Regions from separate parts of the Homo sapiens genome. Here region 1 is linked to region 2. A link is a loop called in an ENCODE intact Hi-C map of the cell type or tissue named here. Cell type or tissue: heart right ventricle. All regions are shown on one strand. Each heading gives the region's core, and the rest is flanking DNA. Links, peaks and the distances in the headings are about the cores only.

Region 1 (4,398 bases), core at 321-4,320, 55 kb before region 2:
GGCTGAACAGGGGACTCTATTCCCCTTCTAAAATATGCAGCCAATATAATCTCCACCTAATTCTTGCTACTCAGGGTTTGATGTGGCCAGACCTTCTGATTTTTCAGAAGTTGGAGATTCAGATTTATAGGAGTCATTTCCTGATTTATAAATATTAGCAACTAATTTATAAAAGTTTTAAAAATCATTGTGTAAGACAAACCTGCCAGAACATTTCTCATTTGCAACCATGAATTACAAACAAAAGGCTGCTTTGGGAGCCAATTTCAGGACAAGGTGGGGTAGTTGGTTGACTTCAGTGGTTACTGTCATCAAACCCACAGCCTGATGCATCTGCTTCCAATACTGAAGACACATCAGACAGGAAGGGCAGAAGCCGCCTCTTCAGCAGTCGCATTTGTCTCCAACCTCCTAGCTTTCATTAAAACCACCAATCCCTCTGCTAGCACAGGTTCTTTGTTTACATTGTGGAGTTTGCTAACTAAGCCTCCACCTTTCTTTTTTTTTTTTGAGACGGAGTCTCGCTCTGTCACCCAGGTTGGAGTGCAGTGGCACAATCTCGGCTCACTGCAAGCTCCACCTCCCGGGTTCACGCCATTCTCCTGCCTCAGCCTCCCAAGTAGCTGGGACTACAGGCACCCGCCACCATGCCCGGCTAATTTTTTGTATTTTTAGTAGAGGCGGGGTTTCACTGTGTTAGCCAGGATGGTCTCGATCTCCTGACCTCATGATCCGCCTGCCTCTGCCTCCTAAAGTGCTGGGATTACAGGCGTGAGCCACCGCGCCCGGCCAAGCCTCCACCTTTCTATACATCTTCTGGGACTGCATTCTCACTCCCGAATTAAGTTTTACAAATCCTTTGGTTTTTCCTAAGGATCCTCCTAAAAACCCTGCATTGTGTCCACACAGAAACACAATCTTCTCCATTAAGGATTGATTTTTCTTGTTTAATTTCCCAAAGGTAACAATGACAATATTATAATATATTCAAGAAATGTTTATTGAGCAGCCACATGGAACTATTTTTAACGTTGGATGTATTAGAAAACAAGCCAGAACTCAAGGAACTTCTTTTTTTTGTTGTTTTTTTTTAGACAAGGTCTGGCTCTATCACCCAGTCTGGAGTGCAGTGGCGTGATCTTGGCTCACTGCAACCTCTGCCTCCTGGGCTCAAGTGATCCTCCCACCTCAGCCTCCTGAGTAGCTGGGACTACAGGCACACACCACCACACCCAGCTAATTTTTATGTTTTCTTTTGTATAGAAATGGGGTTTCACCATGTTGCCCAGGCTGGTCTCGAACTCGTGAGATCAAGCTATCTGCCTGCCTCAGCCTCCCAAAGTACTGGGATTACAGGCATGAGCCACTGTGCTCGGCTGGAGCTTACTTTGTAATCATTGCTAACATTTATCAAGCTCTTCCAATGTGCCAGGGTCTGTGTGAAACATTTTACGTAATTATTTAATATTCAGGCCAACTCTACAAAGTCAATATTATAATGATCTTTGTTTTATGGTTAAGAAAACTGTGGTTATTCAAGATGAAGTGACCCCACCTCTGCTCTCCCAAGAGGCACCATGGTTCCCTATCTGTCAACCTCAGTATCTAACTAGGTAGTGATGACACAGCTCCTTCCCACAGTGCTGCCGTAGGAGCAGCCTTACTGGATGGTAAGCGACTTTTTTCTGATGGAAATTCCACATATGTGTTGAAGATCTTTCAAATTTATAACTTATTAATAATTATTGAGACGCCATTTATTGAGTGCTTACTTTGTGCTAGCTTCCATGCTAAGTACTTTATATACTCTATCTAATGAGATCAAAGCTATCCTCAAAGCTATCATGTGAAAGAGATATTACTACCCCTTTTTAGAAGAAACTGGAGCTCAGAGAAGTCAAACTTGTCCAAGGTTACCCAAAGGGTCATTGCACATCCCTGCGGGGGAGGGACCTTGCGGTTCATGGTGTTAGGCAGTACATGGTCTATTCAGTCGGTCACACAGTTAAAACATGGTGGCTGTGAGAACTGCCCCAGGGCAAAATCAATGAGATTGGAATACAACTGAAGGGACTGATGGAGGGGAAGAAAACTGCCAAGGAAAGATTTCAGAGAAACCCCCTAAGAAGTGGGAGATGCCATCAGCATGTGGGAATAACCTCTCTGACATCATAATTTTGCCCATGGTCAATACTACCGGCTGGAAGGGCTGCCTCAGCTAATAACCAGCCACAAATACAAACCGCTGGTTGCTTCACCTGCAAGGTCATTAGAGTCTTCCTGAACTGTTTGAATTGTTCACCTTCTTTGATCTGACTGACTTGAGAATAGAATGGACTTTCCTGATTGGTATTTTGACATCGTGTGAACAAGGTGAAATAAATAATTGGTTTTCAGATTCAGAAAGTCTAGGTCAAGATAGGGCTCTTTTCTTGAACAAGATGGGGAAAGAAGAGTCAGAAAGTTATGCACATGAGGCTTTCCCTGTTTATGGTGTGTCCTATTGTCCTAGCTGGGTTTGGGGAAGGAAGCATTTTCTTAAGGTTTAAAAATAAACAAGTAAGTAGGATGTTATCAAAAGCCATAAACTAAAAGATTCCCTGGAGAACAGCCAAACAGGATTCTTATCAAGGTGGGGCAGCCTTCCTGAGCAACTTGTCAAATCAGCAGCATGTCAGAACGGATGGCAAATGGAACAGGCAGCCTGGGAATTCTGAAATGTCAGATCTGGAAGGTGCCTTAGGGACCAGCTAGGCCACTGCCTTTGTTTTATAAATGAAGAGAAAACTTAAGGACCATAGCGATAGAGAGACTTAATCCCAGGTCACACAGCTCATGATAAAAATTAGGGTGATGGTTTCCGGAAGCTTCTGCTCTAAGCCAGAACAACATTTCTGCTATCCTTCAGGGTTATTTGGTACTAATTGGGGTTTTGAAATAAATAGTTGATTTATTAATGTTACAAATTCAGAAGCTTAGTTTTTCTCTAAACTTTTATGTTCTATATATGTCTTATATTTTTATTTATCAAATAATCCTATTTAACCCAGTCAATACAATTCTTTTAAATCTTTTAAACATTATTTATAAAGGTAATATATCCCTTTTTATTTTAAAAGCTTTTAAAATGTCTAAACAAAGTAGCAGTTTTCCCAAGTATTTAAACACAGCTAACAAATCTAATAAATCTAACAGGATTATCAGTGACTGTCAATCTCAAATGTTTCAGTAAAGTTGTAAAATTCTCTCTCTCTCTCTCTTTCTTTTTTCCCAAGACAGGGTCTCACTCTGTTACCCAGGCTGGAGTGCTGTGGCGTGATTACAACTCACTACAGCCTCTACCTTATTGCCTTATAAGCTTCTGAGGCAACACCCTGTTGTCCCCAGACAACTCGTCCACAGGTCACATACAACCAAACATGATGTCATCGTTCTTCCATGGAAAATCTTTTTAAAACAATGAGATTTCTGATATATATATATATTTTTTTTCCTTTTTTGAGAAAGGGTCTTGCTCTGACACCCAGGCTGGAGTACAGTGACATGATCATAGCTTACTGCAGCCTCAAACTCCTGGGCTCAAGAGATCTCCTCGCCTCAGCATCCCAAACAGCTAGAACTACAGGTGTGTGCTTCCGTGCCTGGCTAATTTTAAAATATTTTTGTAGAGACAGGGTCTCACTGTGTTTCCCAGGCTGATCTCAAACTTCTGGGCTGGAGTGATCCTCTTGCCTCTGCCTCCCTAAGCACTGGGATTACAGGTGTGAACTACTGCGCCTGGCCTGATATCTGATGTATCTTAACACTTCATATGAATATGAAGTTTGGAAGGCATACTTGGATGGCCCAAAATAAAATTTATGGCTGGGCATGGTGGCTCATGCCTGTAATCCCAGCACTTTGGGAGGCTGGGGGCAGGGGCGGATCACCTGAGGTCGGGAGTTTGTGACCAGCCTGGCCAACATGGTGAAACCTGGTGAAACCCTGTCTCTACTAAAAATACAAAAATACAAAAGTTAGCTAGGTGTGGTGGCGGGCACCTGTAACCCTAGCTACTCAGGAGGCTGAGGCAGGAGAGTCACTTGAACTCAGGAGGTGGAGGTTGCAGTGAAGATAGAGATCATGCCATTGCACTCCAGCCTGGGCATCAGAGCGAGACTCTGTCTCAAAAAAATAATAATAATGATACAAATTAAAAATTAAAAAATGAAAGTTATGTGATGTGCCTCCATTTGACTCTGGAAGTTCAATTTTACTTTTGAGGTTCTTAAAGAGCTTTGCAGTCACCCTTCAGAGAAGCAGAAACTCAAATATAACAGGAAGCCCAAGTGGCTTCTGGCCAGGAGTAACCTACCATACATGTACTAGGAAGCTGTGAACAAAGAAAATAAGCAACGG
Region 2 (4,398 bases), core at 301-4,300:
CCTTTGAAATTATTTCAATAATGTGATTATTTGGGAATCTGGCTCTGTAAATAGTAGGTGACATGGAGACAGCTAAAAAATAACTCAGTTGTAGACATGCTGTGTTTGAGATTCTTAAGACTACCTAAGTACAAATGGAGATACTTTTTGAGCCTTTTCTATATGACAAGGACAATTGCAAATACTTTACATGTACTAACAGACTTAATGCTTGTGACAGCCCTATGAGAAGGGTACCATCATTGCTGTCTTTTATAGATAAGAAACTGAGGCTCAGAGAGGTTCACTTACTTGCAGAGCTAATAGAGAAGAGAGGCAGAGTGTGAGCCTAGGTGATACAGCTCAGGAGCCCCACTCTGAAGCACCACAGCTAAATGATGACACAGTGGCTTCAAGTAAACTGCTGGATTCTGAATCTGAAATGCATATGTGATCACCATGCTTTATTACTCAAATCTTTGCAATCTTGTCATGGTTCCTAGGTTAAAAGCCAAAATTCTTTACCAGTTTTATAAAACCCTGCAAAATTTAGCTCCTGTTCATCTCCTCAGCCTCATTTTGAATTAGCTTCTCTCTTGGTCTATCTCATTTGTACTGTTCATCTCTAAGATTTTCAAATATAATATGGGTTCTCCTTCTCCCTAAGCTTGAAACCCTCTTCTTCTTTCTCTTTGCTTGGTCATCTTTTAAGTCTCAAATATTACCTCCTCCAGGAAGCCTTCTCTGATGCTCCCGCCTGGGTTAGGTGCCCCACCCCTACATGGTCATGACAATCTCTAACACTTATCACACTTGGGACTGCTGTTGTAGGTGTGTCTTCTCATCTAGCTCTAAACTTACTAAGGCCAGGGATGTTGACAGTCATTCACAGCTGTGTTCCCATTGCCTAACAAAGGGCTTGGCACATAACAGCCCTATGATAAATATATTTAAACTGTTTGTTGGCCAGGTGCCAAGGCTCATGTCTGTAATCCCAGCACTTTGGAAGGTCAAGGCGAGAGGACAGCTTGAGCGTGGGAGTTTGAGACCAGCCTGGGCAACAGGGAGAGACCCCATCTCTAAAAAACCCCCAAAACTTAGCTGGGTTTGGTGGTGTGTACCTGTAGTCCCAGCTACTTGGGAGGCTGAGGTGGGAGGGTTGCTTGAGCCTAAGAAGGCTGAGGCTGCAGTGAGCTATGATAGTGCTATTACACTCTAGCCTGGGCAACACAGCAAGGCCCTGTCTCTACAAAATAATAACAACAATAATAATAACAATAATTAGCCAGGCAGGGTGGCATACACCTGTGGTCCCAGCTACTCGGGAGGCTAAGATGGGAGGATCACTTGAACCTGGGAGGTTGAGGCTGCAGTAAGCTATGTTCATACCACTGCTTTCCAGTCTGGGCATCAGAGTGAGACCCTGCCTCAAAAAAAAAAAAAAAAAAAAAAAAAAAAAATTAAACTGGTTGCTTAAGTCCCAGAAGTAAAATTGGTATCTTTGAGCTATATCCCTCTCTCTGGGCCCATGGCCTCTGAGAATTTGGGGTGTCTTAGAAACACTTCAGATACTTTATAGAACTCATATCCAGGACTTAATTCACTGTCTGAAAATTAGGTTAGCATTCTCCTGGGACCAACCGGCAGGAGATGAGATTTCCAGAACTTTTTGCTTTATAAAAGCTAGAGAGGCATTTCTTCTGGTATTTTGACCTTGTAGATTCCAGTCCCATCTGGAAACTAAAAATGCAAAGTCATGTATATTTATGAGGAAAAAAAAGTAGCCAAAGCTGTTAAATTATCCTTTTTTCAGATGCTAAATAAATTTGCTCTAACCAATGGGAAGAGGACACATGGACTATTATTTAAACAAAGATTGATTTAAAGTATGAAGTAGATGCCAGCAAATTCCCTACGCCCCAAAGTACTTCCTTGGTGCTGCCTAAAATTCCACCTATAACATTTATTTTGGATAAAAACAGTTGCGTCTTTCAAAATGCAAATCTCACCAGAATTGAAGGGGACAGTGCTAAAAGAGATAACATGATGAGCTGCTTTCAGTGGTCATTTGTGTGTGTGTGTGCATGGTTTAAAATTTTCTGTGAATTCATAAATCATATCTCTCAAACTGACAGATCAGTTAAGAATGGGTTCCGTGAAGAAGAAAAGAGAGAAAAAGAGAAGAAGTCACTGCCAGGATGATTCATGTTGGGAATAGGATGCCAAACCCCAGGTAAGCAGGAAACACCATGGAATGCCAGGGAGGGAGGAAGAGGGGTCTCCTGTAGGCAGGAAGGAAAGCTTAATAAAGAAATTGCATCCTGTTTACAATACTTCCAGGGACAGGTTTGTCTTTTCTTTCCATGTAGCTATGCTTGATGACCTGCACCTCTGTCCTACCTTAACCTATCCTATTAATTTGAAGTAAGGGATTTTTTTTTAAAAAAAGACAGCTTTATTGAAATAGAATGTGCATATAGCAAACAGTAGATATTTAAAGTATACAAGTAAATAAGTTAGATACCTGTGAGATGATCACCGCCATTAAGATAATGAACATATCTGTCACATGCAAAAGTTCCTTTGGCCTCTGTGTCAGTCCTTTCTTCTGCCCCTTCCCATCCTCTCCCCCTCGGCAACTACTAATTTGGTTTCTGTCACTATAGATTAATTTGCATTTTCTTAAATTTTATATGAACAAAATCACACTATATATATTTTTTCACTTGGCAATATTGTTTTGTATTATTATATTAACATGAATTTATAGTTCATTACTTTTTTATTGTTGAGTAGTATTCCATGGTATGAATATGGCATCATTTGTTTATTCATTCATCTGTTAACGGACATTTGGATTGTTTCCAGTTTTTGGCTACTACAAATAAAGCTGCTATGCACATTCATGTATAAATCTCTGTGTGGACATATGCTTTTAGTTCTCTTGGGTAAAAACCAACAACTAGAATGGTTGGGTCATATGGTAGGTGTATTTTAACTTTCTGAGAAATCATTTTTAGAAGTGATTGTACCATTTTACATTCCCAGGAGTGTATGAGAGTTCCAGTTTCTCTACATCTTTGCCAATGCTTGGTAAGGCCACACTTTTAAACTTTAGCCATTCTAATAAGTATATAGTGGTACCTCCTTGTTGTTTTAACTTGCATTTCCCTAATTACTGATGATGTTGAGCATCTTTTTCGTGTGCTTCTTTGCCTTTGTATACCTTCTTTGGTAAAATGCCTATTCAAATCCTTTGCCCATTTAAAAAAATTGGATAATTGGATTGTTTTCTTATTTTTGAGTTGTGAGAGTTCTTAATTTTTCTTGATATATCCTTTATCAAATATATGCTTTGCAAATATTTTTTCCTCAGTCTTTCAGTCATCTTTTTATTCTCTTAACAGTGTCTTTCAAAGAGCAGAAGTTTTAAACTTTGAAGTACAATTTATCGATGTTTTCTTTTTATTGACTATGATTTTAATATAATGGTTAAGAAATCTTTGTCTAACTCAAATTTTTGAAGATTTTCTGCTATGTTTACCTCTAAAAATTTTACAGTTTTAAGTTTTGTGTGCAGGTGTCTGGTCCATTTTGAGTTAATTTTTGCATATGGTGTGAGGATTGGATCTAAGTTTAATATTTTTTGCTTATGGAGATCCAATTGTTCCAGCACCATTTTTTGAAAAGACTATGTTTTTTCCACTGAATTGTCTTTGCAACTATCCGAACATAGTTGTCCACATATGTGTTGGCCTATATCTGGACCCTCTATTTTGTGCCATTAGTCTATTTGTTTATCTTTATGCCAATACCATATTGTCTTGATTACTGTAGCTTTATAATAAGTCTTGGAATTAGATAGTGTAAGCCTTCCAACTGTGTCTTTTTCAAGTTGTTTTGGCTATTCTAGGTCCTTTGCATTTCCATATGAAGTTTAAAATCAGCTTGTGAATTTCTACAAGAAAAAAAAAAAACCCTGCTGGAATTTGGATAGGAATTGCATTGAATCTATAGAACAATTTGGTGAGACCTGACATCTTAAAAATTTTTAGTCTTTCAACTCATAAACAAGTTTTTCAGATTTATTCCTAGATATTCCATATGTTTGGCACTACTATAAATGATCTTTTTTTAAAATGTAAAATTTTTGGTTTATTGTTAGTAAATAGAAATAATTTAATTTTTATTTTTCGAGACAGTCTTACTGGGTCACCCAGGCTGGAGTGCAAAGGTGCAATCGTGGCTGGAGTGTACAGGCACTTCAGGGATCCTCCCACCTCAATCTCCCGAGTATCTGGGACCACAGGCACCTGCCACCATGCCTGGCTAATTTTTATACTTTTGACAGAGACAAGGTTTCACCATGTTGCCCAGGCTGGTCTTGAACTCCTGAGCTCAAGCAATCTGCCCACCTCA

Evidence for each region. A loop is a pair of places that touch in the nucleus more often than their neighbours do. Peaks named below come from ENCODE experiments on the same cell type or tissue, not always from the same donor. Only the 100,000 strongest peaks of a DNase experiment are listed, where the experiment ranks them.
Region 1: it touches region 2 in a loop (2.0-fold over the local background); 1 of 110 quality-filtered maps calls a loop at or near these places.

Annotation. Positions count from the first base shown.
Region 1 is chr14:71,777,651-71,782,048 of GRCh38, forward strand. No RefSeq gene overlaps it. Among named protein-coding and RNA genes, the nearest start is that of RGS6, 150 kb to the right of the region's middle. In heart right ventricle, for the core only: no CTCF peak of the experiment used is centred there; a DNase peak (open chromatin) is centred at 2,687; H3K27ac peaks cover 2,482 bases.
Region 2 is chr14:71,832,777-71,837,174 of GRCh38, forward strand. No RefSeq gene overlaps it. Among named protein-coding and RNA genes, the nearest start is that of RGS6, 97 kb to the right of the region's middle. In heart right ventricle, for the core only: no CTCF peak of the experiment used is centred there; no DNase peak of the experiment used is centred there.